Linked DNA regions of Homo sapiens: region 1 is linked to region 2. A link is an interaction called in ENCODE POLR2A ChIA-PET data of the cell type or tissue named here. Cell type or tissue: A673. All regions are shown on one strand. Each heading gives the region's core, and the rest is flanking DNA. Links, peaks and the distances in the headings are about the cores only.

Evidence for each region. Peaks named below come from ENCODE experiments on the same cell type or tissue, not always from the same donor. Only the 100,000 strongest peaks of a DNase experiment are listed, where the experiment ranks them.
Region 1: POLR2A ChIA-PET joins it to region 2 with 5 read pairs; 3 of 35 experiments call an interaction of 5 or more read pairs at or near these places.

Annotation. Positions count from the first base shown.
Region 1 is chr4:105,836,195-105,852,086 of GRCh38, reverse strand. GSTCD (glutathione S-transferase C-terminal domain containing) reads right to left here. Exons shown (of 12, transcript NM_001370181.1): 10 at 14,198-14,228; 11 at 9,953-10,022; 12 at 4,362-6,646. The coding sequence ends at 6,510. LOC124900749 (a long non-coding RNA gene) reads left to right here and starts at 10,467. Exons shown (of 2, transcript XR_007058216.1): 1 at 10,467-14,691. In A673, for the core only: no CTCF peak of the experiment used is centred there; a DNase peak (open chromatin) is centred at 6,326.
Region 2 is chr4:105,759,206-105,775,097 of GRCh38, reverse strand. All of the region lies in intron 5 of GSTCD (glutathione S-transferase C-terminal domain containing), which reads right to left. Among named protein-coding and RNA genes, the nearest start is that of GSTCD, 58 kb to the right of the region's middle. In A673, for the core only: no CTCF peak of the experiment used is centred there; no DNase peak of the experiment used is centred there.

The sequences.
Region 1 (15,892 bases), core at 2,938-10,937, 79 kb before region 2:
TGGTGTACTTAATACATAATAAAGGCACTTCAAATCAATCTGATACAAATCTGGCTTTTTTACAATGGTATTTTGAAAAGTAACTAACATCAAAAGGAATATTAGATTTCCACCTCAAACTACCAACCAGAAGAAATTATTGGTAGTTTAAAGATTTAAATGTAACAACTAAAACTATTAAAGAATTAGAATTTCAAAAATATAGATATTTTTTAATTGGGGGGGATTTTTTTCTGAGAAACCACAAGAAAGTGACATATATTTTAAACTTTACAATAGCAAACTAAAACAAAACAACACCTTCTTCCATAAAGGCCAACTCAGAAAAAGATAATGTAATAAAAAGTCTTTAATCAACACGTAAACTTTTACTAATTTATGTGAAAGATGAAAGTACCAGGTAAAAAATGAGTAAGAAACACAAATGCAATGCCTAGGCTCAAAGTTCAATAAATGTGTTGATTAAATAAATTAATAATTGCCTAGAGAACTCAGATTATAAATTGTGCAAAAACATATGTAAAAGTATGCAATCATATACTTTTATACAAGATAGCATTCTTTGCCCACTAAATTGGCCAATATTTAAAGAGATATCTGATAATGCCTGTATCGATGAAGGGTTTAGGGAAATAAACACTCATATATTCCTCGCAGGAGTGTAAACTTGTACCTTCTTAATGGAATATTTGGTACTAAAGGTCAAATACTTTAATATATGAGTCAGAAATGGACTTTGCAAATTTGAAACACCATTTAATGTTTCTCCAACCTTCTAAAGGTAAGTGTGAAAGTTCACAAAACAATATAGTTAATTCCCTCTCAATCATGGTTTCGCTTTCCACCATTTCAGTTACCTGTGGTTTGAAAATATTAATTGGAAAATTCCAGAAATAAATAATTTATAAGTTTTAAATTTCATGCTTCTGAGTGATGAAATCTTGTGCTGTCCCATTCCATCCAGCCCAGGACTTGAATCACCCCTTTGTCCAGTGTATCCACACTATATAAGCTAACCATGCCAACTTAGTAGCCATCTTGGTTGTCAGACTGAAACACAGTATATATAGGGTTCAGTACCATTCCAGGATTCAGGCATCTGTTAGAGATCTTGGAACATATCTTCTGCTGATAAGGTGGGGAAAACCATAGCCGGAAATGCCTATAGCACATGCCTTCCTTCTCTTTGATGGATTAGAGAGAATGCCCTACACCAAGTCAATGGCATGTAAGAACTCTATTTCCAAACTGGAATATATGATGGTCTTTTACTTTTGTCTTTTCCCCTCATCCTCTCCTTCCCTTTCTTTCTTCAACTACATTGTGGGTGGCATGTTATATTATTATATAAAGCTATATATCCCCACCCTATTAATATCAGGAGGCACTATATAACTCACTTTAGCCAACAAAATAAGGGAAGTAATGTGTATCACATCTGAGCTCAATCTTCAATAACTAGCTGGTAGTTTGCCATGCCAATTTTTCCCTTGCCAGGAGACCAGCTATGTTCCCAGTAGAGGCTAACCAGTCAGGCTAAGTCATGGTATGATGATAATGTGAAGTAGTCATAGCAATTTGGACAGATATGTGGTATGAATGAAAAATACATCCTTCTTGGGTAAAGACACAGAGATTTTGTTATCATAGTTTATCCCAGCCAATCCTGATAGGATGGCTAAAGAGCCTTAATTTGAATATTAGTTCTACCAATTACTGGCTGAGTTCAAATCCAGGTCTGCATTTATTGTGTAAACTTAGCCTCAGTTCCTGTAAAATAGGATTACTAATGGTCTCTAGCTCATAGGGTCACTACGAGGAAAAAAGACTTAAAAGACTAAATGAGTTATTTGTAAAGGGTTTAGAATAGTGCCTAGCAAATATTAAGTACTGTATGAATGTTTGTTAAATAAATCTGGGTGGGCCAGGTGAGGTAGCTAATGCCTGTAATCCTAGCACTTTGGGAGGCCAAGGTGGGAGGATTGCCTGAGCCCAGGAGTTCAAGACCAATGTGGGCAACATGGTGAGACCCCTATCTCTATAAAATGAAAAATGAATAAAAACAAATGTGTGCGTCTATAAAAAAAATAAGTCTAGGAGGCATACAACAAAGTATTAACACCGTGAATTTAAGAATTTTCTTCTTTTTGTTTAGCCACATCTTCCTTTCTACAACAAATATGTATTTCTTTGTAATTAAAAATGTGTATTTGGCCAGTTACGGTGACTCACACCTGTAATCCCAGCACATTGAGAGGCTGAGGTGGGCGGATTGGTTGAGCCCAGGTATTTGAAACCAGCCTGGGCAACATGATGAAACATCATCTCTACAAAAAAATACAAAAATTAGCTGGATGTGGTGGCATGTGCCTGTAGTCCCTGCTACTCTGGAGGCTGAGGTAGGAGGATCACTTGAGCTCAGAGAGGTGGAGGCTGCAGTGAGCCGTGTTCACCTGGGTAACAGAGTGAGACCCTGTCTCAAAAAGAAAAAAAAGTATTAAAAAACTCCAAACTACTTTTGTATTCTTTTAACAAATTATAATTTAAAAATGTATCACTTTATTATAATTTCATTATATCACTTTACAGAAACATCTCTAATTTCATTATGAAAGTCAGTAGAAAAACAGGTTTCAGTATGTGAAAGCTCTATTAATAGCAATTTTCTTGAACCATGGAATGGGCAACTCCTGTAGCCAAAATCTATAGAATGAAACTAAATGTTTAATTGGTGTTATTTACATATTATCTTGCATGTGTGCCCTGAAAATATTTTGATATCTAATATGACTGAAATTTGTCTCCCAAGATAAGATAAAGTAGTTTAGCCATTAATAATTATACTCCTGTTTCTGAGTCAGGCTCAAAAGTCAATGAAAGATGAGCTGTGGTTTCTAATATTATTACAACCTTCGGAGAGATAGATCAGTGAGCAGTAGCCTTGCATTTGATGGACAAAGGTGAGGGTAAGATCAGGTCACTTGTTGGGCTTTTATCATTGCAACAATCTTCCTGCTCCCTGCATCCAACTCTTTTCATTTGCCCTGGCTGGGAAGAAGCATTGGCAAGGATTTACATAGAAAAATAATGCCCGAAGAGCAATCACAATACCCATATCTCTTACTAGCCGCAGACATCACAGCTGGAGAATGCCATGCCAAGATCAAGCATGGGAGAGCAATGGGGTCCCCTTTCTATTTTTCTTTTTTTGAGACAGGGTCTCACTGTGTCACCCAGACTGGAGTGCAGTGGCACGATCTCAGCTCACCACAACCTCTGCCTCCCAGGCTCAAGCGATTCTTCTGCCTTAGCCTCCCTAGTAGCTGGGATCACAGGCATATGCAACCACCACCAGGCTTATTTTTGTATTTTTAGTAGAGACAGGGTTTCACCACGTTGGTCAGGCTAGTCTCAAACTCCTGACCTCAAGTGATCCACCTGCCTCGGCATCCCAAAGTGCTGAGATTACAGGCGTGAGCTACCACGCCCGGCTCCCCATTCTATTTTTGTTCTCCATACTCATCAGATAGGCTTTTTGTTTTTGGTGGTGGTGGTGGGGGGGTGTACCTTGAGTCACCTCGGGAGGACTGAGAAGACTACTCTGGATGGTAGACATTTTATAACAGATACCTAATTCCAGGGAGGTCAAGTCTCAGAGCAGAAGGATGAATGACATTAAGCTAGTGGGAGGGGTAAAAGGAGGTTATTCTAAATACAGGGAACATCATGTAAAAAGCTCAGGGTAATAACATCAAAAAAATAAAATCATAATAAATAAAACAAATCTTCTACACAGAAAATTACAAAATGTTTCTGAGTAATTAAAGGAGACCTAAACACATGCAAAGATATCTTCATAGATTATAAGATTCAATCTTGTTAAGACATTCATTTTCCTCAAATTGATCTAAAGAGAACAGGCAATATCAAAAATCCCAGCAAGCTTTTTTGGTAAAATTTTAAAAAGAAATTGATAAGTCAATTCTACGATTTATCTGGGGATACAATGGATCCAGACAGCCAAAATAATCTAGAGAATGAAAAATAAAATTGGGAGACAAACTACCTGATTTCCAGATTTACTATAAAGCTACAGCAATCAAAACAAACAGATTAATGGAAAAGACTAGAGAATTCAGAAATAGAACCATACATATAGATGAACTGATTTTCAACTGAGGTGCCAAGGCAGTTCAATGAAGAGAGGAAGGGATTTTTATTTAATGATGCTGAAACAACTATATATTCCTCAAAACCTACCTGCCTTTATATGTGAGTTTGATTTGAGATCGATCATAGACCTAAATGTAATAAGCTAGGATCATAAAGTTTCTACAAAAAAAATCTTAGGAGAAATCTTATAACCTCAGAGTTCGTAAAATTTATTAGAAAGAACACAGAAAATATTAATCATTAAAGTAAAAGGGTAAGTTAAATCTTCATCACAAGTAAAACATTCATTATGAAAATAAGTAGGTAAGCCACAGACTGGAAAAAATATTCTCAATGTGTTTACCTGACAATATTTAAGGGGAATATTCTATATCTGATTCCAGTGATGGTTACATGTATATATACAGTTGTCAAAACATCTCAAATGAATACTTAAAAATCTGTTATTGTATTGTATATAAATTAAACCTCACTTAAAAGAAGAAAGTCCACAATAAAAGAGCATGTTGTTTTCTATAGGCACAAATGACTAAAATACTCAGGGCTAATGATTAATTCTTTTTAAAAATTTTATCCCAGAAAACACGATTCCAATATGTCTCCCACCCCCACCCATACTGCCCTGTAAAATATTCCTATATTTTAATCCATAGTGATGATCAATGATAGTGCTTTCTCCTCATGATACATGTTACACAGGGGTTGAAAACATTAAAATAAATCTCAAATGGAATAAATTGGGACATGTAAAATTTAAAGAATTAGCAGCATTGAGAAAGGATGCATCATTTGTCTTTTAAAATGTTGGCTGGCAGAAAAAGAATTTAGGTAAGCTTCCATATTCTGCACTCCTCACACCACTAATAAGTTTTACCCAGAAATATATAAATAAAAATGATTGACATCTGAATAACAAATCCTGTGACAACACATTGTAGTATTCCATAAAGAACATGGCCAGGTGAGGTGGCTCACGCCTGTAATTTCAGCACTTTGGGAGGCTGAGGCGGGTAGATCACCTGAGGTCAGGAGTTCGAAACCAGCCTGGCCAACATGGAGAAACCCCATCTCTACTAAAATTACAAACAAAATTAGCCGGGCATGGTGGCAGGTGCCTATAATCCTAGCTACTCGGGAGGCTGAGGCAGGAGAATGCAGAGGTTGTGGTGAGCCAAGATCGAGCCACTGAATTCCAGCCTGGGCAACAAGAGTGAAACTCTGTCTCAAAAAAAAAAAAAAAAAAAAGCTTAACTAATTCTTTAATCTTTTTCTTCTAGATGATCTACTTCCATAGGCAAAACATTATGTCTTTTGCAACTCATCTTTGAATTGAAAAGAAACTAGGCCAAGGTCTTGAAAATACTGGATCCTCAATAATTACTTATAAACTTAAATGTATTAATCAATGTACTTATTGTTAAAATGTATGTCCAAATTCCACATTCCCGTAATAGGAAATTTATGGCAATTATTTAATAATTTGAACCAGTGACAATCTCATTTGGTAATTTATGGGAAATTTATTTATTTATTTATTTGTTTATTAATTCATTCATTGATTTATTTTGAGTCTGGGTCTCATTTTCCCAGGCAGGAGTGCAGTGGCGCTATCAAGGCTCACTGCAGCCTTGACTTCCTGGGCTCAAGTGATCCTCCCACCTCATTTTTTGGATTTTTTTGTAGTGCAGGCTGGTCTCGATATCCTGGGCTCAAATGATCCTCCCACCTTGGCCTCTCAAAGTGCTGGGATTATAGGCATGAGCCACCATGCCTGGCAGAAATATATTTAAAAGGAGTATATTAAATGCTATACAAGTTCAACTAACCCCAGCTTAAAAATAACTGTACTATAATTACCTGACTAGATTTTTTTAAAGTGATAGAAAAAGTACAATTGTTAAAAATATAAAAAACAAAAAACTCCACTGAGTCTACTTTCAGTTCCCATGTGAATATCTAAATAAGTATAAAATAAAGGCTGTAAGTGCGCTGTTTTGAATTAAACATCACATTGGCAAGATCAGAGGAGCTTGTGAAGTGAGAAGGAAATTGTTATTCCTGTGATGGAACCTCCACTAGTATTATTCTTTTGGCAGCTGAGACTTCAGGGGATTCTCACTATAAAAACCAGCAGTCCTTTAATCACACATTGTAAAGCATTTGTGATGCTTTGCAGGGAGCCTTTACTTCCAAGATTTCCCTGTTGCTTTCCTTCCTGAGCACAATAGGTTCAAGATGGCTAATGCTGTTTCCTAGTTATGCCAAGAACCTCCTGAATGCCACTGGGCATCCAACGTGAAGACGGATGGCAAAATATCAAATGTGAATATCTCATTTTAAATGGGGACTCCCACAATCATGTTATTTTTGGGAGAGCAGCTCTCTGGCTCCATGGATATCACTTGAACGGAGTATCCACATTCTTCTGCAGCTCTTGCTCGATCCAGATCCACCAAGCACATGCACTGTTTTCCTGAAACACAGTCAAATGGTATCATGAGACACCCTTTCACTAGCAGGACAGTTTCAGTTTGTTTAAGGGAATCTATATAGTGACAAAATCTGCAAGTACTATGGAGCATGCTTTGTACCCCTAAGTCTTGTTTAGTTTCTTTCAATTTACTTCTTGATCAATGTGGAAAGATGATGGTGACAAAAACATGGCACTTCATATATTTGCCTCTGCTAATAATTTAAAGAATGTTAACCTTTTCAGATGTATTTATAAGCAAATCTCAAATTAGAGCCTCAGACTGTATTTCCTACTTTGGTTAAAAATACATTTAAAGACCTTTTCTCTGCTTTCCCTATAAAACTAGATTATCTGTAATGTGGAAAAAAAATTTGTCTTTAAGAATATTTAAAATAACATGCTGATTAAGTGGTGTCTGAAAGACATTAGCTTTTCCAGCTGAAGTTTTTTAGGGCTATGAAGAAGTGAGAAATGAAAAATATTTAAGAAAATTCTCAATTACATGCCTTTTATTTCAGGTGGAAATGTAATGTTGAGTGTAGTATACTCTTAATTTTCTGAGCTCCTGTCCCTCTACAAAATAGTGGTATTGTATTTCATTTACAATCTTTGGAAGACAAAAAAGGAAACCTGACTGGCAAGAAAAGCAGTTAATTTGTTTTCCTTTGGCAAACACAAACTTCAAAAGTAGCTTGGGAAAAATGATTTGGGGCTGAATATATTCAAAGCCATGATTTACTTTTATACTTTCAATTGCTTTAAATTCAATATATAAGCTTCTTCAACCCCCTGGAAAAAGATTACTGACTATGCAGAACTTCATTATATTTTTCCTAAACAATTATAATAATGGCTAAACATTGAATGACAGTGGAAACTGATAAACTAAAACAACTTCAGAAATGAAGACAGATCACCAAAATAGAAAAGTTCTATGAACAACAGAATCCTCACAGAAAAAAACAGTGGAAGGTGAAATCAGTAGGTAAGAATTAGCAATGAGAGACTCACATTTAAAATGTTTATTTTGTACATTTTCCTTAAAAGAGCCCATCCCACAAAGAATAAACTGGGTTAGAAATGATATAAAAAGAGATGTCCAGAATTCCATTTAGGCAAAATCATCCCTTCTTCATTAACAGCCTTATGGCCGACATTCTTTTTTTTCCCTTAAAATATTGTCTTTCCTTTAAGACATCTGTAAATGTTTCTCCCATCTACTTTTTAGCTTAAAATGAAACATTCTGTGTCAGAATGGGATGCTCTACATTCCTTAAGTACCCACCCAGGGTTTACATTGAGCTCATCTACCCTTGGCTTTGATCCCAGTCCAGTTAATTTTTCCTTTTCCATTATGTAGAAGAATTTCATGTTTTCACATGTTGAAGTGTCTCTACAACTGAAATTTAGCTGCTGATAGTCTACCTTTGTGGGCCTGGGGAGGAATGGCCTGTGTAAAGCAGAGATGTAGACGTGACAGCTTTCTCTCAATGTGATTCCCCCCGTTCTTCCCATTGCCAAATGCCCACCCCCACCCCCACCACTCTAGCAACTTCCCTGCCAGATACTCCCCTTTAGTTTGATACCTAAAACACACATCTACCATGTACCCATCCATCCACCATACTAATTATGTCTTCATTGGATTGCTATCATTTGAATGTGTCCTCCAGAAAGCATGTGTTGGAAACTGAATCTGCAATGCAACAGTGTTAGGAAGTGGGGCCTAATGTGAGGTCATTAGGCCAAGAGGGTGGAGTGAATGAATTAATACCATTATCATGGTAGTGGGTTCATTATCTAGAGTGTGGGTTCCTTATAAAAGGACAAGTTCAGCCTTCTCTTGCTCTCTCTCTTGCCATGTGATGCCTTTCATCATGTTATGATGCAGGAAGAAGACCCTCACCAGATGCCAGCCCCTTGATCTTGGACTTCCTAGCCTTCAGAAATGTGAGCCAAATAAAAATTTGTTCATTATGAATTACCCAGTCTATGGTATTGTGTTATAGCAGTGCAAAACAGACTAAGACATGGGTCTAGTGAGTGGAGTCTCATCAAATGTGTATTTGATTAATTCAAAGTGTTGGAGATGGGAAAAGGAGGAGCAAGAAGGAAAGGCATTGAAAGACAAAGAGGTTGCAGGCAAGAGAGAATGAGTTCTTTCCAAATGTTTATGCTGCAGAGAGTGAGAAAGAGAAGGAATCACTTACTCCTTGAGTCTCAGGTCTCAGGTCTCCAAGTGTGAGCATCTTGCTATGCTGCCTTTGATTTTAGAGTTTAAAGATAAGGATTTCTCATACGACTTGGTCTCTGAATGTAAGCTAACAGCTTCATCTGGTGCTCAGCCAAAGAAACAACAATCTGTTTTCTAGTATATCATGGAGGAAAAGGGGCTACATTGTAAATTTAGAGAAAAAATATAATGGTGTCCAATGTTGGGTTTCTCTGAATAATTTTAAGATTAGTTTTGACTGAACCCACTTATCTTAAACCCTGATATGACACCAGTATGCTGGGAAGCAGTAACTAAGGTGGACAAGAACTTCATGTCCAGAATCAAATAAGTTGGGTTCATAGTATAGCTCCATCATCTACCAGATGAGGGACCCCAGGAAAGCTTTTGTCTCAGTTTTCTTATCATTAAAATGTAAATAATAGTACCTACCCCATATGTATATTTGTAAGAATTTACCAAGATAACAGTCAAGAGCATTTAGCTCAGTGCTTAAATGTATAACTATTAACTGCTATTATTCTTTTAAATGTGATTGTTTTTTCTAAAGTGATGTCTTCAATAAATCAATTACTTATTAAACTTGAAATGTTTCTGTGGTCTTCCAATTTAGGTAATATTTAATATTGTCAAACAAATTCATCTATGATAAATAATACACAAGTATCCTTTTTCCTGAGAAAGAAAACATTATCATCCCTGTGTATACATTTTATAATGCATCAATTTTGGTATATATAGTTGACTTTTTAATCTTTATTATTTTCTTTTATGGCTTTTGATAGATCTTGCAGTTTGTTCATAACAGTAAGAGATTTAATGTAAGAATTCTACTCAATGTACAAACATTCAAAATACATTTAAAAGTATTAAAGTTAACCAAAATAGGATAAAATGTTATAGTTACAATACCCTTTTCAATATGAATTAAGTTTTTTTGGGAAGAACATATTTAGTTTCTCATTGAAAAATAGACTTCATGTTGCTAAATTTTTCCCATATAGACTTGGTCCAATCATTCCCAGTCATATTGTGCATAATACACTCAACAGCTGCTCTGTGAAAACACATACCTATGAGCCTTCGTTGGGGTGGGAGCTGGACAGCTGTCTGGTCTGCAAATCTGCACAGAATCATGTGTTCCTAAAAGAAAAAGCAATAGAATGTGGGTTTATTTTTATCTTCTGCTTCAAAGTTATAAAAACAACCACCAAAAAAACTACCTCATTTTTCTGGAGTTCAACATTGTTTAACTGAATAAAGTACTGCACAAATAGTATTTTTGAAAAAAGTAAACTTTCAGAAGATGGTACTTAATAATTTCTTCCCTTCAAGTACACTGTATTTTTTTGTTTTGTTTTGAGACAGTCTCGCCGTCGCCCAGGCTGGAGTGCAGTGGCGCAATCTTGGCTCACTGCAACCTTCGTCTCCCAGACTCCCAGTGATTCTCATGCCTCAGCCTCCGTGTAGTTGGGACTACAGGCACATGCCACCACATCTGGCTAATTTTTTGTATTTTTTGTATTTTTTTTTCAATAGAAACGGGGTTTCACCATGTTGGCCAGGCTGGTCTCGGACTCCTGGCCTTAGGTGATCTGCCCACCTCAGCCTTCCAAAGTCCTGTGATTAACAGGTATGAGCCACCATGCCCAGCTGGCCCAGATGTAGCTCTTAAGAATAGATGCACAGAAAATCCTCGGGGTCATTTTGCCCAGTTGCTTTTAGCTGAAATATAAAAATATGGTTACATTTTGCTATTATGTGTTAAATTAAAAGACCAAAAATTCACTTATATTTTTCTTTTATAAAATGTATTTGAAACTCTGGAATGTGGTTCTAGGCAGTCTTGCTAAGTGGGTTTTCTTTTCTTTCTTTTTTTTTTTTGAGACGGAGTTTTGCTCTGTTGTCCAGGCTCCAGTGCAGTGGCACAATCTCGGCTCACTGCAACCTCCGCCTCCTGGGTTCAAGCAATACTCCTGCCCTAGCCTCCTGAGTAGCTGGCACTACAGGCGCACGCCACCATGCTGGCTAATTTTTGTATTTATTTATTTTTTTTAGTAGAGACAGGGTTTCACCATGTTGGCCAGGCTGGTTTCGAACTCCTGACCTTGTGATCTGCCCGCCTCTGCCTCCCAAAGTGCTGGGATTACAGGCATGAGGTACCGTGCCTGGCCTGCTAAGTGGCTTTTCATTCTATCAGAGGAAAAGGAAGCAATGCAGATCACTGTGTGGCTTCTGTAGTTTTCTGGGATATCCAGCAGGGTGGTAGCTAGTTCTTGGCTTTTCCTGACTCTTCCCTTCACTTAGTCCTTTTAGAGGAAAGAAGCTTGATTTCTTTCTCTCACTCCAAAAGGCTGCAGGAAGTGTATCCCTTTCTGCCTTAAGACAAACTGTAAAGACGGCCTGAGGTAAGGACCTGATTATTACTTCTGCTTAACAGTCTTAGAAAAGAGTGCATTAATGAAAAAGAAAAGAAGGCTTTAAAAGCAGAGTTGATGATTTTGCACAGTACTCTTAAATCTGCATGTAGCCAAAAGTGAGTGATTAGGCAGAGTTGAAATGAAGCAATGATCCCACGACAACTGTTCATTCAGAACAGCTGTTGTTTCTAAGTGTGTACATAATCTCACCTGTCAGCTTAGCAAACAGGTTAAATTCAGATTCATCATTTGTTCCTTTAGTATTCTGTACATTAAATTTGAAGCCTCCATTTTTAATAAGTGAAATGATTGTGGCAATGTTGGTTTTTTAAAAGGGATATCTTTGTCTAAACTTGTATGCTTAAAAAAAACATTTTAATGCTCACTATAAAATTTCATGACAATGGGTGAGAAACTAATAAAATGGTTTCAATGAATAACTTTAACTCCCCACAAACTAACAGGCATCAACGAAAGGAGAGAAGGAAAATTTAGAATTACATGATTTGAAGAAACAGTGTGCACTTTGTCCTCATGGTGTTTGTAAATTAAGATTCATTTTATATAATGGTAATGTCAAGGCAATCGCAATCTCAGGTAAGATTCAGTTCTCTTGTACTGATAAGTCTCACCATATTTTATTGGAATTATTTGTGTGTATGTTCTCTTTGGTCAAAATCAAGTTCTGAAAGGGCAAGGCACATGGTAGGTACTCAGTAAAGGTTGCTGTCTAAATTGAACTGCAGAGAAAAACACTTCCAAAGTGAGTCTCAAGATACTTTGGCACAAAGTTCTGAGGCCTTCAAAAGGCCAAGCAGCTTTTGGGGGTGTTGGAGAAAGAGTAGATAAAGGTTATGACTGGTGTACTGGGGAGTTTCTGCTTTCTGAAAGACTCTGTGTGCCCTGTCCCTACTGTAGAAATTTTACATTCTTTTCTAGCCAGGAGACCATGGGCAGCCTATCTCTTCACCACCCTTGATTTTTTCCATACATCCTTTCATTGTTTGGTTTAACTAGCATCACTCAAAGGAGGGATTAGAAACAGGGGTCTAGTTTTTGTTTTCCCAAGTTCTTTTTTCTTTTCTTTCCTTTTCCTTTCTTTTCTTCTCCTCTCTTTCTTCTCTCCTCTCTCTCTCTCTCTTTTCTTGAGACAGAGTATCACTCTCTCACCCGGGCTGAAATGGGAATGCAATGGCACAATCTCAGCTCACTGCAACCTCTGCCTCCTGATCTCAATCAATTCTCGTGCTTCAGCCTCCTGAGTAATTGAGATTACAGGTGTGTGTCACCACACCCAGCTAATTTTTGTATTTTTAGTAGAAACAGGGTTTCACCATGTTGGTCAGGCTGGTCTTGAACTCTGTTCTCAAGTGATCTGCCTGCCTTGGCCTCCCAAAGTGCTGGGTTTACAGGCGTGAGCCACTGCACCTGGGCTGTTTTCTCAATTTATTTTCTACTTTATTGACATAGCCTTGTGAAAGAAAGGTGAGATGTTTTGAATGTTATGCAAATAAAGTTTCTTGGGTCCTAATGTTTCTTCCAAAATCATACAGTTTCCTAAAATATGTAAACTTTTAATCTAGTAGGTGAAGGCCAGCAATGTTGTGGTTTTGGCTGAAAGCATGAACACTAAAAGTTCTCCCCTTTCCATATCTGTGCATATTTGTACAGGGTGCGGGGTTGGTAGGAAGAGGGGAAGGTGTGAGTAGCACATAAGGTGGTAAGAGACAGAGCTGGAAGTGGGCATTTGAGTTATAAAGCAGGAATGAAGGAGATACAGCTGCTGATGTGGTAACAATGAACATTTTTAGGTCACTATACCTCACTATATTTCAACTGTTTGATGGAAGAGAAAGTAAAAGTCCTAAAATATAGGGGCTGGTATATAAAAGGAGACTATGTTTTTAGTGAGTCTGTGCAAAAAGTGGCATTAACTAAGAATCCAAATGAATTTGTCAACTTCTAATGGAATTATTTATATATTTTTCTCAAATATTATCATTTCTTAAATTGTATTATATCATGCTATTGACCAGTTAATTGGATAGTGGTGATGTTTAGGAAGCTAGAAACTGTTTTGATCAGATTGGTGACTAAAAACTATGTATGTTCTGACTACTTTTGGAAGACAATTCTCTGTGGGTCTCTTGTGTTTCTTCATGTTTTACAAGCAGAGACACTGACTGTCTTTGTTCCAGACCAATGGTCAGCAAGGTTTGGCCCACAGGCCAAGTCTAGCCTATGACCAGTTTTTGTGTGGCTTGTGAATTAAGAAAGTTTTTATATATTTAAAGAGTTGTAAACCAACAACAAAAACAATAAGAATGTCAAGGACAATGAGAGGAATACTTGGAGATTTGTTATGGCCAGCATAGCCTAAAATATTTACTATCTGACCTTTTACAAAAGAATTTTCCTCTGTTATAGATTATCTTTTCAAGCACGTTTACAGAGTAAACAGCCTTGGAAAATATATAGTTTCTCCCTCTGGAACAAAAGGGCAGGTGTTACCTGGCCCATTTGCTTCTGCCCTGTGGGAATTGGGCCATAGAGAGTCAGTGTGAAAACAATGGTATTGTGGCTACCACTATTGCCATGAGCAACAAACTGTCTTTTGTCTCTGACTTAGGGGTCTCATATCTTCTGCCAGCATCCACTGGGCAGGCTAACTTGTTAGACTGCAAGTAGAGTTAAAATCTCAGACCCTTCACAAATCTTGTTACCTACTTGAAGAGTTAATCTGGATTTGCAAAAGAAAGAGAAAAAGAAACCCATATTAGACATTCATGAGTTATTCAATTATAACTATAGATTATTTACTCCACTAGAAATATGAGAGGGAAAAATATAAAGGATAAAAAGTGTATTAGGATGATATCTAGATCTTTTTAAGGTTACCTTGTATGATAAAGTTTTCTTGAATTGTTCACTGAAATAGAAAAAAAAGGAATTAGTCATCATTCTAAATATTAAGAGTAAGATAATCTTGAAGAAACTAAATTATATAAAAATATGCTTTGTATGTAGAAAGCATAAAATGCTATGGTGAAGTAAAAACTATGCCAGTTTGAAATGCTTTTATAAAAAGACAGAAAAGCATATCATCAATATGTTATTAATTTTAAGAAATCTATTCCACAGATTGTTTACACTGTTAGAGAAGCACCTTTTTTGTCTCTATCCCTCATGGGAACACTAAGATCCAGGTGTTTTAACATGTGGGTTTTACTGTTATTCAGATGTGCACAGCCAACAGATCAGGAGAGGACTGCCATTGAAAAGATACTTTATTACTCACAGTTCCCCAAGAAGAGGGGGCATGCCATGTGATGAAGGGCCACATGGGGAAACACCAGTATAGGTCAGGAGGCGGTTTCCATGGGAAGAAAAAGGTGAGGTAAGCAGGCTTGGGAGTGGCTAGTTTGAATAATTTCAGTGAACTCAGGCATAGGGCCGTTCCTACTTGTTTGATATCTGGCCCTAGGGTAGTAGGGCAGGGGGATAGTGGCCTGGAAGTAATAAGAGCTTGATAAAGGAGGTAGTTGTGGGATAAGGGCTCTGGGTTGGTGAGTTTACTTATGCAAGGTATGTTTGTTGATAAGACCTTTACTATCTCTAGGAATTGGCTAGCCCTGGGAGGAACAGTCTCTCCAGGATTAGCAAATAGTAAAACATCAGAAAATTTAAAAAGGCATGATTAATACATCAGGAAATCACTGTTGTCACAGCTAATAAAGATAAACATACATTCAATTCCATAAACATTGTCTTTTATTAATGCTATAACCTTCACTCTTAAGTCATTCAAAAACATTGACTTATACATTTGATACTAAATTTATTAGTGCCAATTAGTTTGTTTGAAAAGAGTACTTCTTTCCACGTACTATAGAAACAGTATGCTATTTATAAATTCCCAACTGTATTTTTGGTGATTGAGATAGGTCTTATTCACAAAGAAACTTTCTAAAGATATCAGTTCAAAGGACAAGGGAGGACAAATGTCAGTAAATCTACATAGGTGTGAAAAAGACAGGAAGTGGTAGTAACATACTGTAAAGGCCACCAAAAGTTGAGGCTGAGCCCAGGCACTGTGGTGACCTGGCCAGCTGTGTGTGCACTCAAGGTGGTGCTGACATGCCAGCCCCCACCCCCGCCTCAGCCCCCTCTGGACTTTGGGCACTGACGAGCATGAGATGGACACCAAGGGGGTACTGAGGGCAGCTTGACATGGGCCTGCAGGCACCCCTTGGCACAAACAGCCTGGGTGCCATGGGCACCATGGATGGCAGGTTGATGGCAACAGGAGGCAGACAGGCTCCTAGGTAGAAAGGGGCAGGTCCCTGGTGAAGCCCCACCATCAACCCAGAAATGGCCCGAAGCTTGGGGTCCAGGCTGCCAGCTCCGTGGACCAAAGTGAGAACTTAGAGTGCTTTTTCCAGGCCCACCCATGGCCACCCATGGACCAATCGCATGCACTTCCTTCCCTCTGGAGTCCATAAAAACCCCGGACTCTGCCAGACTTAGGCAGACAATGGATGACCTGCCTGCGGAGAGAAGCTACCCACTCTGTATCTCTTCTTTGCTGAGGGT
Region 2 (15,892 bases), core at 4,620-12,619:
GAAATAAAGCATGAAGACAAGATTAGAGAAAAAAGAATGAAAAGGAATGAACAAAGCCTCCAAGAAATATGGGACTATGTAAAAAGACGAAACCTAAGTTTGATTGGTGTACCTGAAAGTGACAGGGAGACTGGAACCTAGTTGAAAAACACTCCTTGGGATATTATCCAGGAGAACTACCCCAACCAGTCTAGAAAGATAGGCCCAATTTCAAATTCAGGAAATACAGAGAACACCACAAAGGTACTCCTCAAGAAGAGTAGCCCCAAGACACATAATCATCAGATTCACCAAGGTTGAAATGAAGGAAAAAATGTTAAGGGCGGCCAGAGAGAAAGGTCAGGTTACCCACAAAGGGAAGCCCGTCAGACTAACAGCGGATCTCTCTGAAGAAAACCTACAAGCCAGAAGAGAGTGGGGACCAATATTCAACATTCTTAAAGAAAAGAATTTTCAACCCAGAGTTTCATATCCAGCCAAACTAAGCTTCATAAGCAAAGGAGAAATAAAATCCTTTATAGACAAGCAAATGCTGAGGGATTTTGTCACCACCAGGCCTGCCTTACAAGAGCTCCTGAAGGAAGCACTAAATATGGAAAGGAAAAACCAGTACCAGCAACTGCAAAAACATACGAAATTGTGAAGATTATCGACACTATGAAGAAATTGAATCAACTAATGGGCAAAATAACCGGCTTGCATCATAATGACAGTTTCAAATTCACACATAACAATATTAAACTTAATGTAAATGGGCTAAATGCCCCAATTAAAAGACACAGACTGGCAAATTGAATACAGTCAAGACCCATCAGTGTGCTCTATTCAAGAGAGCCATCTCATGTGCAAAGACATACATAGGCTCAAAATAAAGGGATGGAGGAATATTTACCAAGCAAATGGAAAGCAAAAAAGCAGGGGTTGCAATCCTAGTCTCTGATAAAACTGACTTTAACTAACAAAGATCAAAAGAGACAAAGAAGGGCATTACATAATGGTAAGGGGATCAATGCAATAAGAAGAGCTAACTATCCTAAATATATATGCACCCAATACAGGAGCACCCCAGATTCATAAAGCAAGTTCTTAGAGACCTACAAAGAGACTGAGACTCCCACACAATAATAGTGGGAGACTTTAACACCCCACTGTCAATATTAGCCAGACCAATGAGACAGAAAATTAACAAGGATATTCAAAATTTGAACTCAGCTCTGGACCAAGCGAACCTAATAAACATCTACAGAACTCTCCACCCCAAATCAACAGAATATACATTCTTCTCAGCACCACATCACACTTATTCTAAAACTGACCACATAATTGGAAGTAAAACACTCCACAGCAAATGCAAAAGAACAGAAATCATAACAGTCTCGCAGACCACAGTGCAATCAAATTAGAACTCAGGATTAAGAAACTCACTCAAAACTGCACAACTACATGGAAACTGAACAACCTGCTCCTGAGTGACTACAGGGTAAATAACGAAATTAAGGCTGAAATAAATAAGTTCTTTGAAAACAATGAGAAAAAAGGCACAATGTACCAGAATCTCTGGGACACAGCTAAAGCAGTGTTAACAGGGAAATTTATAGCACTAAATGTCCACAGGAGAAAGCAGGAAAGATCTAAAATCAACACCCTAACATCACAATTAAAAGAACTAGAGAAGCAAGAGCAAACAAATTCAGAAGCTGGTAGAAGACAAGAAATAACTAAGATCAAAGCAGAACTGAGGGAGACAGAGACATGAAAAACCCTTCAAAAAAAATCAATGAATCCAGGAGCTGGATTTTTGAAAAGATTAACAAAATAGATAGACAGCTAGCCAGACTAATAAAGAAGAAAAGTGAGAAGAATCAAACAGACATGATAAAAAATGATAAAGGGGATATCACCACTATCCCACAGAAATACAAACTACCATAAAAGAATACTATGAACACCTCTATACAAATAAACTAGAAAATCTACAAGAAATGGATAAATTCCTGGACACATACACCTTCCCAGGACTAAACCAGGAAGAAGTCCAATCCCTGAATAGACCAATAACAAGTTCTGAAATTGAGGCAGTAATTAATAGCCTACCAACCAAAAAAAGTCCAGGACCAGACAGATTCACAGCCGAATTCTACCAGAGGTACAAAGAGAAGCTGGTACTATTCCTTCTGAAACTATTGCAAACAACAGAAAAAGAGGGACTCCTCCCTAACTCATTTTATGAGGCCAACATCATCCTGATACTAAAACCTGGCAGAGACACAACAAAAAAAGAAAACTTCAGGCTAATATCCATGATGAACTTTGAAGCAAAAATCCTCAATAAAATACTGGCAAACCAAATCCAGTAGCACATCAAAAAGCTTATCCACCATGATCAAATTGGCTTCATCCCTGGGATGCAAAGCTGGTTCAACATATGCAAATCAATAAATGTAATCCATCATATAAACAGAACCAATGACAAAAACCACATGATTATCTCAATAGATGCAGAAAAGGCCCTCGATAAAATTCCACACCACTTCATGCTAAAAACACTCAATAAATTAGGTACTGATGGAACACATATCAAAACAATAAGAGCTATTTATGACAAACCCACAGCCAATATAGTACTGAATAGGCAAAAGCTGGAAGCATTCCCTTTGAAAACTGGCACAAGGATCTCCTCTCTCACCACTCATATTCAACATAATATTGGAAGTTCTGGTCAGGGCAATCAGGCAAGAGAAAGAAATAAAGGGTTATTCAAATAGGAAGAGAGGAAGTCAAATTATCTCTGTTTGCAGATGACATGACTGTTTATTTAGAAAACCCCATTGTCTTAGCCCCAAAACTCCTTAAGCTGATAAGCACCTTCAGCAAAGTTGTATACAAAGTAGTGTGCAAAAATCACAAGCATTGCTATGCACCAATAATGGACAAACAGCCAAATCATGAGTGAACTCCCATTCACAATTGCTACTAAGAGAATAAAATACCTAGGAATACAACTTACAATGGATGTGAAGCACCTTTTCAAGAACTACAAACCACTGCTCAAGGATATCAGAGAGGACACAAACAAATGGAAAAACATTCCATGCTCATGGATAGGAAGAATCAATATCGTGAAAATGGCCATACTGCCCAAAGTAATTTATAGATTCAGTGCTATCAACATCAAGCTACCATTGACTTTCTTCACAGAATTAGAAAAAAACTACTTTAAAGTTCATATGGAACCAAAAAAGAGCCTGTATAGCCAAGACAATCCTAAGCAAAACGAACAAATCTGGAGGCATCATGCTACCTGACTTCAGACTATACTACAAGGCTACAGTAACCAAAACAGTATGGTACTGGTACCAAAACAGATATATAGACGAATGGAACAGAACAGAGGCCTCAGAAGTAACATCACACATCTACAACCGTCTGATCTTTGACAAACCTGACAAAAACAAGCAATGGGAAAAGGATTCCCTATTTAATAAATGGTGTTGGGAAAACTGACTAGCCATATGCTGAAAACTGAAACTGGACCCCTTCCTTACACCTTATACAATAATTAACTTAAGATGGATTAAAGACTTAAATGTTAGACCTAAAACCATAAAAACTCTAGAAGAAAACCTAGGCAATACCATTCAGGACATAGGAATGGGCAAAGACTTCATGACTAAAACACCAAAACCAATGGCAACCAAAGCCAAAACTGACAAATGGGATTTAATTAAACTAAAGAGCTTTTGCACAGCAAAAGAAACTATCATCAGAGTGAATAGGCAACCTACAGAATGGGAGAAAATTTTTGCAATTTATCCATCTGTTAAAGGGCTAATATCCAGAATCTACAAGAAACTTAAACAAATTTGCAAGAAAAAAAAAACCTCATCAAAAAGTTGGCGAAGTATATGCACGGACAGTTCTCAAAAGAAGACATTTATGTGGCCAACAAACATATGGAAAAAAAACTCATCATCACTGTTCGTTAGAGAAATTCAAATCAAAACCACAATGAGATACCATCTCATGGCAGTTAGAATGGCGATCATTAAAAAGTCAGGAAACAACAGGTGCTGGAGAGGATATGGAGAAATAGGAATGCTTTTACACTATTGATGGGAGTATAAATTAGTTCAACCATTGTGGAAGACAGTGTGGCGATTCCTCAAGGATACAGAACCAGAAATACCATTTGACCCAGCAATCCCATTATTGGGTATATACCCTTAGGATTATAAATCATTCTGCTGTAAAGACACATACACACATAGTTTATTGCAGCACTGTTCACAATACCACAGACTTGGAACCAACCCAAATGGCCATCAATGATAGACTGGATAAAGAAAATGTGGCACATATACACCATGGAATACTATGCAGCCATAAAAAAGGATGAGTTCATGTCCTTTGCAGGGACATGGATGAAGCTGGAAACCATCATTCTCAGCAAACTAACACAGGGACAGAAAACCAAACACTGCATATTCTCACTCATAAGTGGGAGTTGAATAATGAGAACACATGGACACAGGGAGGGGAATATCATACTCCAGGGCCTGTTAGAGTTTGGGGGAATAGAGGAGGGATAGCATTAGGAGAAATACCTAATGTAGGTGACGGATTGATGGGTGCAGCAAACCACCATGGCACATGTATACTTATTTAACAAACCTGCATGTTCTGCACATGTATCCCAGAACTTAAAGTATAATAATAAAAAAAAAAGGAAAAAAAAAAAGTATAAGGAACAGACAGTTAATTTTTGTTAAGCAAGTAATTCTCAGAAAGGTGCTACGCGGGGAAATGCTAAAATAGAAGACGCTCAGTCTAAACGCTAAGTAAAAGAAAAACATAAGAAATAAAACAGAATGAGCAGCTATAAACGTGCTGAACTTTTAAGATCTGAGTTTCATATTTAATTCAGTTTGCCGCTATGTGGTTAAGTCAAAACGGACTTTCAAAGCAAGCTTTTTCTTCTGCCAATCTGTCAAATCATGTTAGGATATAGATGATGTGTATAAGCAAACAAATAAAATCTGGGCCGGGTGTGGTGGTTCACACCTGTAATCCTAGCATTTTGGGAGGCTGAGGTGGGAGGATTGCTTAAACTCAGGAATTGGGAGACCAGCCTGCAAAACGTAACAATATTGTATCTCTATTCAAAATTTTTTTAAAAATTAGGCAGGCATGGTGGTGGGCCTGTAGTCCCACCTACTCAGGAGGCTGAGGTGAGAGGATCACTTCAGCCCAGGAGATTGAGGCTGCAGTGAGCTATAAATGTGCCATTGCATTCCAGCCTGGGTGACAGAGTGAGGCCTTGTCTCAAAAATAAATAAAATAAAATCTGTATTCTGATTGTAAAGGTAACATATACACAAAAAATCAGGGGTAAAAAATGTGGAATACCAAAAAACAAATAAACAAATTAAATAATCTATTATAAACTATACCAGCCAGGAAAGCTATTATTACAAATTTTGCTTGCAAAATTGATACAAATTCTGGAGATTCTAGGAAGAGAAAACAGCAATTGCAAAGGTGCAGAGGAAGGAAATCATGAGACATTCAATAATCTAAAAATAGAAACTTGGAATAAAAACCTGGGGAGGACAGGGAAATAGTAAAAGATGAAGCTTCAGTTGATCATAAACCACATCTTCCAGCTGTAGATCCATAAAATGTGGTTACCATGGGTAGGTTAATTTTATCCATGGTTTACTAGCTGCTTCCTTTATCAGCAAACTGTCACTGGTTCATGAAGACTGCCCCTCTGCAGACCTAGCCTTATGATGGCTTTATCCTCTTGGCAGGAAAGGAAAAGTGGTGTGTGTGTGTGTGTGTGTGTGTGTGTGTGTGTGTGTGTGCGCGCGTGTATAGTATATTTTTAAAAATAACTTCTTATTTTCTCTAATTAAATAGAAATGATTGAAAATAAAATATTATTTAATGAAATTTGTAAGTGGATTATTAGTCAGTATAAATTTTTGTATGTTTTTACTAAATGTAAAATAATTTTCTCATTTAAATTAAAACATTTTAGAAAATAAATGTAGTTTCATACTTTGATTCTTTGTTCTATACTTGTTTTATTGAATGGTTTATATGAGAATAATATATTCTATATTCTATAAAATAGTGAATAGCTTATGTCACTTGTTGAATAGCTTATATCTCTTATTCTTATATTATTTTCACATAATCTATCCTATAAAAATCATACTTTTATTTTTTGTTCCATACTTGTTTTATAGAATAGATTATATGAGAATAATATAAATCCTGAATAATTTTCCCAAGGGAAGAATAAATCATAAATAACACCTTATGACAGCTAGAAGTAGGAAATAAATCTTAAATTAACCACGTTAACATTTAAGTAAAAATCAGCATATTTTACCCAACTATATTATATATATTGAATGCTAATTAAATAATTATTGTGAGTTTAACTTAAAGTATGCAGTCTAATGATTTCAAAGGAAGGAAATTAAAGCATTTAAAGGAGCTAAATTAAGCTTTTTATTGTTGCAAACCTCAAATATATAAAAGATGTTTTATTTTTCTTACAAAACTAAGATAGTCTCCTGTGTTAGTGAATATGTAAGAAAATAAAACAATAGGCCTGATTATCTCTAAGGTCCTTTCAAATTCTAAAGGAAAATTTTTAAACCTATAGACTGCTAAGAACTAATTTTCAAAACAACAAAGCAGTAATTCATACTATGTATAAAAACACATAGGCACAGATTTAAGAATATAAAAATTATTGGCCGGGCGCGATGACTTACGCCTGTAAGCCTAGCACTTTGGGAGGCTGAGGCGGGCGGATCACGAGGTCAGGAGATCGAGACCATCCTGGCCAACATGGTGAAACCCCGTCTCTACTAAAAAATACAAAAAAAATTAGCCGGGCGTGGTGGTGGGCGCCTGTAGTCCCAGCTACTCTGAGCAGGAGAATGGCGGGAACCCGGCAGGTGGAGCTTGCAGTGAGCCGAGATCGCGCCACTGCACTCCACCCTGGGAGACAGGGAGAGACTCCGTCTCAAAAAAAAAAAAAAATTTTTTTTTTACACTATTTCTTCTCAAAATATTTTTATTTGTGGAACAAAATGTTTTTAAGTTAAAAGAAAAAGGCAAAAAACTAGAATTCTTTCATGAAAAAAAACACATCATTTTCTCAAGATGACACTTCGAGAAATTAAGTGCTTGTTTTTTGAAAGACTGACCCTCCCTAACCCCAAACCCCAGTTCTAAGGGCACAGAGAAGAAAAAGACAAAAGAAGCTATTATTGTGAATTGTAAGGGAACCAGTCAGGCTGGTTTAGGAAATGGACTTCAGGGATCTTTCAATATAGTTCATTCTAGTCCACCACCCAGGCTACAGGGCTGAAGGAGAGACACAGGCTTATAGTTTTTGTTTTTTTCAATATGAGAGTCCATGTTAAACGGTTTTCTGTCTTCTTAGATCCACAGTCTTAGCAAACTTGTTAGAAGAATATGCAAAAATGTAAATAAGCTATTTACAAAAGAAAATGTGCCACTTGTCAATAAATTTGTGAAAAATATACTCAATATCCTAATAAAACCTAATAAAACCTAATAAAACCATTGAAAACCAGTTACCATAACTCACCAACTAAATGAAGCAACAAGATTTTTTTAATGAAACGATTCTAATGTAGATAAAAGTCAGTAAAATTGGTTGTTTAAATTAAGTTTAACCTTAAGTTTACTCCTTACATATTTTATGTTTGACCTAAAGGTTTCTCCATACATAGTGAACTGTAACCTAACTGGATGTATAAATAGACTGTAACTTACTCTTATAACAAGTAGCCAAGTCTCAGCCAATCATTGCATCCGAGTTTCAGCCAATCACATGCGGTCAACTGTTCAAACCCTATTCAAATAAAGCAAACACCCAGCTGTAACCAATCTAGCTGTTTCTGTTCCTCACTTCCATTTTCTGCACATCACCTTCTTTTTTCTGTCCATCCATAAGCTTAACTGACCATGTGACAGCCAGGAATCACTCTCAACATATTCTGTTCTGGGGGCGACTCAATTCATGAATCATTCTTTGCTCAGTTAAACTCTGGCAATTCAATTGTCCAAAGCTTTTCTTCTAACTTATCATACTTATATACTGGAACACTGGAAAAATGCTATAGAAAAGCAATCTGGTAAAAAAAAAAAAAAAAAAAAAAAAAGAGTCAAAAACCTATTCATGCTTTTGGGACACTAATCCATCTTCTGAGTATAACTTTTAAAATAATAAAACAGTATAGGAGAAACTATCTTTCCATGAATATAGTCAACGTCAGAGTAATTTATAACAGCAAAATGTCAAATGCAACCTCAATGTTCCATTAGAAGGAAACAGATAAATTAAGGCACATATATTCAATGAAAACATGAGAGAGAAAGGCATATTCTAAAAGCCTAAAACTCATATCCTATGATCTATGAACATGAGTGTAATTTACAAGGGTGAATTTTTACGTGGGTATTATGACAAAAATAGAATTAATTAAATAAGAAAAAAAACCAGATGACTCTAAGTATCTATGCCAATCATTTGCTTAGATTAGTTGGTCTTAGATCCAATCCCTGCCTCTCCCTGGTTCTATTCTATATAGCGGGGAACTACATTTTTCTGTTTCCCCTGGTCTCTGGGCTTCCAGTAGTTTTGACCAATGAAGGCTATTAGTAAAAGGATGGAAGGTAGGAGCAAGGGAGAAGTCACATTCTTTCTTCTCTCTTCTCTTTGTTTCCCATAGTGTCTCCAGCAGCAGCTCCATCTCATTTGTGACTAAAGCTTATCTAGACAGTCCTCTCTGTGGTTCCAGCTTTTGCCACATGACCTCAGCTCCTGGGTTTCAGTAACACTGCCTCCAGCCAGCAGCTTCCTGCTGTTACCATTCTCTGGGATGAGTCACCATTCCTGGTTTGGCTTCTAGAGCTTTCATCACCTATATCATTTAATATCCCGTATTAAATTATCCCTGTTTGAAGTATTTAGAATGGTTCCTATTTTCTGAAAGGACCCTGAATGCTAGAGTATCTCCAATTAATGTAAAAGGGACTGTATTAATCTGTTCTCACGCTGCTACAAAGAACTGTCCAAGGCTGGGTAATTTATAAAGTAAAGAGGTTTAATTGACTCACAGTTCCGCATGGCTGGGGAGGCCTCAGGAAACTTACAATCCTGGCGGAAGGGGAAGCAAACACGTCTTTCTTCACATGGTGGCAGGAGAGACAAGTGCAGAGTGAAGCAGGGAAAGCCCCTTATAAAACCATCAGATCTCATGAGAACTCATTCACTATCATGAGAACAGCATGGGGGAACCAGCCCCATGATCTAATCACCTCCCACAAGGTCCCTCCCGCAACATGTGGGGATTACAGTTTGGATTACAATTCAAGATGAGATTTGGGTGGGGACACAGAGCCAGGCCATATCAGGGACAAAGATCATTGATGACAAATACATTCAGATACTTGTTGAATAGCTTATATCACTGTGCATATGCACCTGATTTTCATGGGAAATTGGCTTTCAAGGAGCCCAACCTCAACAATGTAGCAATCTCCTAGATCTCTTAGTTGCGCTGTTTCAAGATTTGAAAGAAACTGGTGCACCTCTAAATGAAGGGTTACACTTTCTAGAGAGTTTTCTTCCAGTCATTGAGTGCTTGAGAGTGGTCAACAACAAACAGCAAAACTCTGTGCTAAAAATATGTTTAAATGTTAAATTCTAGGGGAGTTATTAGGAATGCACATACAGCAACATTGCTACCTTGAGACAATACTGATCAAATGAGTTTTACCTAGCAAGCAGTTTTTCAAATTTTTGGTGTTAACTCATGAGTCAATTTAGTGGGTCATGACTATTATTAATTAAATTAATGGGATTAAATTTATTAAATTTAAAAATAAATGAGAACAGAATATGAGAAAAATACCAAGGTGCAATGCTTTTAAGAGGGTAAGATTCATAATATAAACTCTTTTTTCTGTTATACAGTACATGTGCATGTGTGATTGTGGGTGCATGTGAATTGAGTTGTAATGAAAAATCTATATCTATATGCAGATCAAGGTAAAAAAAATTTTGAAAGCCATCATACTAGTACTTTGCCTAAACTTAAAGATATAAAGTGAATACAAAACACCTCGAAGTTTTCTCTAAGTGAGGTAAGTTAAAGAAAAATGTCTTTATTTGTTGCACAATGCTAGTTTGTTGAACATAAAAAATAAAAGAATATGATCAGCAGAACCTGGCAGATTACCCACAATCACTGATGCTAATTGTTAGGAACTGAATGTGTCCCCCAAAAATTATGTTAAAAGCCTAACCTCCAACATGACTATATTTGAAGACAGGACCTTTACGGAGGTAATTAGGGTTACATGAGGTCATAAGTGTGGGGCCTTAATTTGACAGGACTGGTGTCCTTATAAGAGAAAGAGACATAAGGAGTGTGTGCACACAGAGGAAAAGCTGTGTGAGGACACAGCAATATGGTGGCCATCTGCAAGCCAAGAGAAGCCTCGCCAGAAAGCATCCCTGCTGGCACCCTGATCATGGACTTCTAGCTTCCAGAAATGTGAAAAACTTAATTTCTATTGTTAAAACCACCCAGTCTGTGGTCTTTTGTTATGGCAGCCTGAGAGGAGTAATTATCCCACATCTTTCTCTAAATCTGTTGCAGCCACTCATAAACGAACAAATTCTTACAGAGTTTAAAATAAGTATGGGCAACTGGAGAGATGTAGTATAAATTAGCATTTATATAAGACTACTCTTAGTATATCTGAGTTGGATATATAACAACATAAAATACATCACAAATCATTTAATTTCTGATAAATATTTTTTCTATAAAACTTGTTCACTTTTTTGCTAATATAAAGCATATATATAACTAAATACATTATTAGGTGATCAGTTGATATTATACGTGTAATTTAGAGGTACACTGTTAAACTTTTGATGTGACTTTCTGTCCTATTTTTTTAATTATAGCCACCCCTCTTTAATTTTTATCACTGCTAAAGAAAAAGATTAACTACTGAAATGTTAGGAAATATGTATAAGAAAGAATACAAACAAATCCAAACAATGATTCTGAAACTAAACTTTTTTTTTTGTGACCAATAATAATTCTAAGGTGACTTTAGAAGTGACCCTTCAAATTGATGGGTTACAACTACCTCTGGGGAAAAATCAAATTATTACTAAACATGTATTTTTTGATTCAATGTAAAAGCAATATAAAAACCTTGGAATGGTTTGATGAGAGAAACGTGTTCAGAAAACTCAAAAGAGTACAAATTTGATTCCAAACTTTAATGTAACATAACTCTGTATACCTCAGACATAATAGTTTAGATTTCTAAAAATACCAGAATAACTGTGTTATGTTTATAATTACTCCTTTGGTACTAAAATAAGATACATGATATAGTAAAACATTAAAAAATGGTATGTAAACTGTTGCTTGTGGACACATAAGGGCAGCATAGTGTAAATGGTGGTTAAGACAGTCTGGATCCAGAGGCTATGCTTTTAAATCAACTCTGCGTTTTACTAGTTGTGGGACCTTGTGCAAATAACCTAATTTCTCTATACTTCAGTTCTTTACCTGTGCAATGGGATGACAGCAGTTCATATATCATTGGGTTGTTAATGTGTGCTCTAGGAGTCAATATTAAGATAATGTTTTCCACACACTAAACACTTTGTAAATGTTAAAGACAGACATATATAAAGGCTGAGAAGAAAAATGCTTAACTCATATCCTTAAGTATAGTTATTTCCTTTGCCTTTTTACTTATTTCTGCTTTGCTTCATCCTTATAGAGATATCTTTCATGGTGGAAATATGAAATAATAAAGGGGTTCATAACAGACAAATTTCTAGGAGGATACTAATATCCTCTGCACTCTTAAATTCTGATCTACTTATGTGAAATTTCCAAGTTGATGAGCCATTTACAATAAAAAGAGAAACTGTGACAGCTTTCATATGGTACAAAAACATTTTGATGTTGGTTCCTAATGTGTGTCTTGTTTATTAGGTAAATGAGGGAGATATCATGCTAGGTATTCAATAGGTACAGTTATTCTTAAGCTACTTATCTCTAAAATATATTTTTTAAGTGAGATACATTGTGCTTGTCTGGGGAGAATTAAGTCTCTTCAAATTGAAAGCAGCTGGACTAACTGACCTTTCAAAATCTAAATTTATTTTATTCAGAAACATGTAGGAAAGAGTGAAATGAACACCATCCCCCAAAAGATATTATACTCAAGAATAAAACTATTCAGGGAAATTCAAACTACCTTATCTGAAAGAAAAGCATGAATCAATTTAAAACTGAGAATCAACTTTTAAAAGCTTATGTGGGTCTGTAAATAAAAGAAGCAAAAAGTTCATCAATAGAAACCAGTCACTGTAAATAGCAACCTGGAGCTCTGAAATGTCAATTTCACACTGCACTAAGCATATCCCACCAAACATGACCAATCTGCCGTTTGGAAAAATATCAACACCTGCTACTACATTCCTTGAAGTAGTAATAGGTCAGACACATGAACCAGGTCAGGTACAAAACTGCATCCACTTAGACCTATCTACCCAGGAATCATTTTCCATTTATTTTAAGTGTTTATCACTTTTAAATCAGATGTGTTAATTAACCCAGAACAAATAACTGACTCCAAATAAACTATAGTTTTGTTTGATATAATTAAATGCTAAGAATATCCTTACAAAGCTTTGGGGAGAAACTAAATGAGTTAGAATATATTCATTTAGGATTTCAGGCTGATGACCAAAATATATAACCTATTATTATAATCTGCCACTCATATGCCTCCTTCAGTTAGGGTGCCCACCATACGGCTGACAGCCCCAATCTGAATCATTTATTAGGTATAAAAATTATGCAAAGGAAGACTGACTATTTTCCATATGAGAAGTTCCTTTGGGAAAACACTTGAAATCTGGCCTGAGGGACTGAGGATTCACACACTTCCAATTTGACAACAAAGCCAAAGAATGTGTTGCTGTGTCACTCAAAACACCTAGGGAATTTTCTCCCTTCGGGAGAGTTGAGGTGGGGAGACCCACCAATATCCAGTCCCTCCCTGAGAAGAGTAAATGAGGGATGTCAGTAATGAGCAAATAAAAAGCAGCTCTAGAAATAGAATTTTCAAATTCAAGCAGATTTTATTGAGGATGACAAGCTACACAGACACAAAAATGTGGCTTCGATTTAAGGCACAGAAAGGTTAATGAGCCCTTGACAACTACAGATAATTTTCTCTGTTTTTTGTTAAGTTTCTTTCCATAGTATATCCCTATATTACTACATCCCAGAAGTAAATAGCAATACAAGCCAGTAAGTCAACTTCACGGAAATGCCAGGTTTTTATTATATTATGAAAAAAATGATGGTCAAGGAGGAGTCAGTAAAAAATGCTGTAGTCCTTATGTGAAAGAAAACAGGCAGAGTCAAATAAAGGTGTGCAGAATCAAGGAGCCAAACATTGCTTTATATTTAATAAATATAGTAAATTTAGTAAACTGAGTCACAGCCTTCTCAAGAATTATCAAGTAAGATAATTCTACTATTTTAATAGACAAACCACTGGTCTCTGACACTCATACTCTAGAATGTTACTTACTAATGTCCATAGGGCCAGATAACTAATAGACTGTAACAGTATTGATGCCTCTGTTCTCTCCAAAAGCTGTTTTTAGAAAATTACATTTAAAAGCATATTGAGTCCGAGTGGTGGCTGAAGCCTATAATCCTGGCACTTTGGGAGGCTGAGGCGGCTGGATCACTTGAGGTCAGGAGTTCGAGACCAGCCTGGCCAATATGGTGAAACTTCATATTTACTAAAAATACAAAAATTAGCCAGATATGGTGGCGGGCTCCTATAATCCCAGCTACTTGGGAGGCTGAAGCAGCAGAATTACTTGAACCCGGGAGGCTGGGGTTCCAGTGAGCCGAGACTACACCACTGCATTCCAGCCTGAGTGACAGAGCAAGACTCCATCTCAAAAAAAAAAAAAAAAAAAAAAAAATTAAAAAAGGATAATGAGATATACAAAATTATTAGAGGTTCTTTGTCCAGGAGTTCTGAGATCATGGAAAATGGTTTTGATATCAAAAGAAAACAATGCCCCATAACACCTCCCACTTAAACACTGTAAAATTTGGCTTTAATTATTTAAAAAAATAGATTTTAACATTAAAGCTTCTCAGTGAGCTGTTCTCAACTATACCAATCCATCAATAGCTGGCATTACTTCATAAACTATTTTTCTGACATTCACTTGAAATTCCCTTTCCACATTAATTCTCTCTAGTCCATTTTCATTTATGCTGCTCCCTCTCACTAAGATACTTTACATTCTTCTTCCTTTTTAATCTAAGGTTTACTTTGATTCAAGGCCAAATTCAAGACCTGGTTGACCTGCTTGGACCATTTCCCAACCAAGGATCAATCCCCCTCCTTTCTGGCCTTTCACAGCATCTACTGCCTCAGTCTTTCCAACTTAGTAATCCCTTAACAAACAGATAAATTATATTTTTAAAATGCAATGCAGTTGGTAAAATCTAGCTGGTAAGATCAAAGTCTCAGAAAAGAGAGGATTAAGAGAAAAAAAATTATGCTTTTAAGCATGTTTTCTTAAAAAGAAAAGTTATAAAAGGCATCTATTCCAAAACAATATAGATTATTGAAGTTACCTGCTCCCACAGGCTTCCAAATAGAAAAACCCTGCGGCTGAAGCAGATTCTCCCACAGTTTAATATTAGAGGGCTTTCTCTCTTGTCCTTGAGGCAGCCCTTACTAACTTGGAATTCACTGTATTTTATACTTGAATTCTCTCTTTTTTTTTTTTTTTTTTTGCCTATTTTTTTTTTCTCAAATCTTAGCCAAATGTTCATGTCATTAACTGACCAAATTACTAAGCTGCATAAGACACAGTTTTTTGGACTGGTCTTCTAAACATTGCGAAGGTAGAGAACACATAGGTTTCCTGTCTTTGCACTGTTTCTCAGATCCAGTGAGCCAGCCTACTAAAGAGGACTGCGAAATAACTACCAATGTTTTATTGCTTTAGGTCACAATTATATAAGACTGAATTATCTTGAAACATTGGCTTTGAGGAACTAAGGTACTGTATTGTATTTCACTAGCTATTCCATTAAAAAATGAGTATCATTGTATTATATTAATCAAAAAAGTCAATTTTTTGTTTAAGTCCACATGGATATTTACAGATATTCTAATTTTGGTAAAAATTTGTAAAAATCAGATCTTAGGGATAATTAAAAATTTTAAATTATTTTCCTCCTTTGATGACTCATGGTGGTCACATTCAATATTATAGTTTATAACTCCAGTTACCTCCCATACTATTTTTCCCTACAATTCATTCATTATTTCATTTCAGTATTCATTAAATCTCTGCCTTCTTTTTGCTGGTGACTCAGCTAGGCATAAAAGTTACAAACATGAACAGTTGATGCCCTCAAGTAGCTCAGTCTGTTTAAGGAGGATCCAGTTGGTAAGGGCATCTCCTTTGTTGAAACTAAACACAACTAACATTTAACCCTCCAGGAGTAAGAGACAAATGGACCAACAGCCTCCTCTTAGTCCCTTGAGCTTCATCTCTCAAACTGGGTTCACTTGAACTATCATCACCACCTTCATGCTGCCTCCTAGATGTAGGTTATTCTTTTAATAATAATAATAATAATAAATATTCTTGGGAATTCCGTTAGCACAATGTAGAGAGGCTGACATTTTAAAAAGACTTTTCTAAACAAATTCTGAGATTTCTGATTGTACCATTACTAGCTGACTC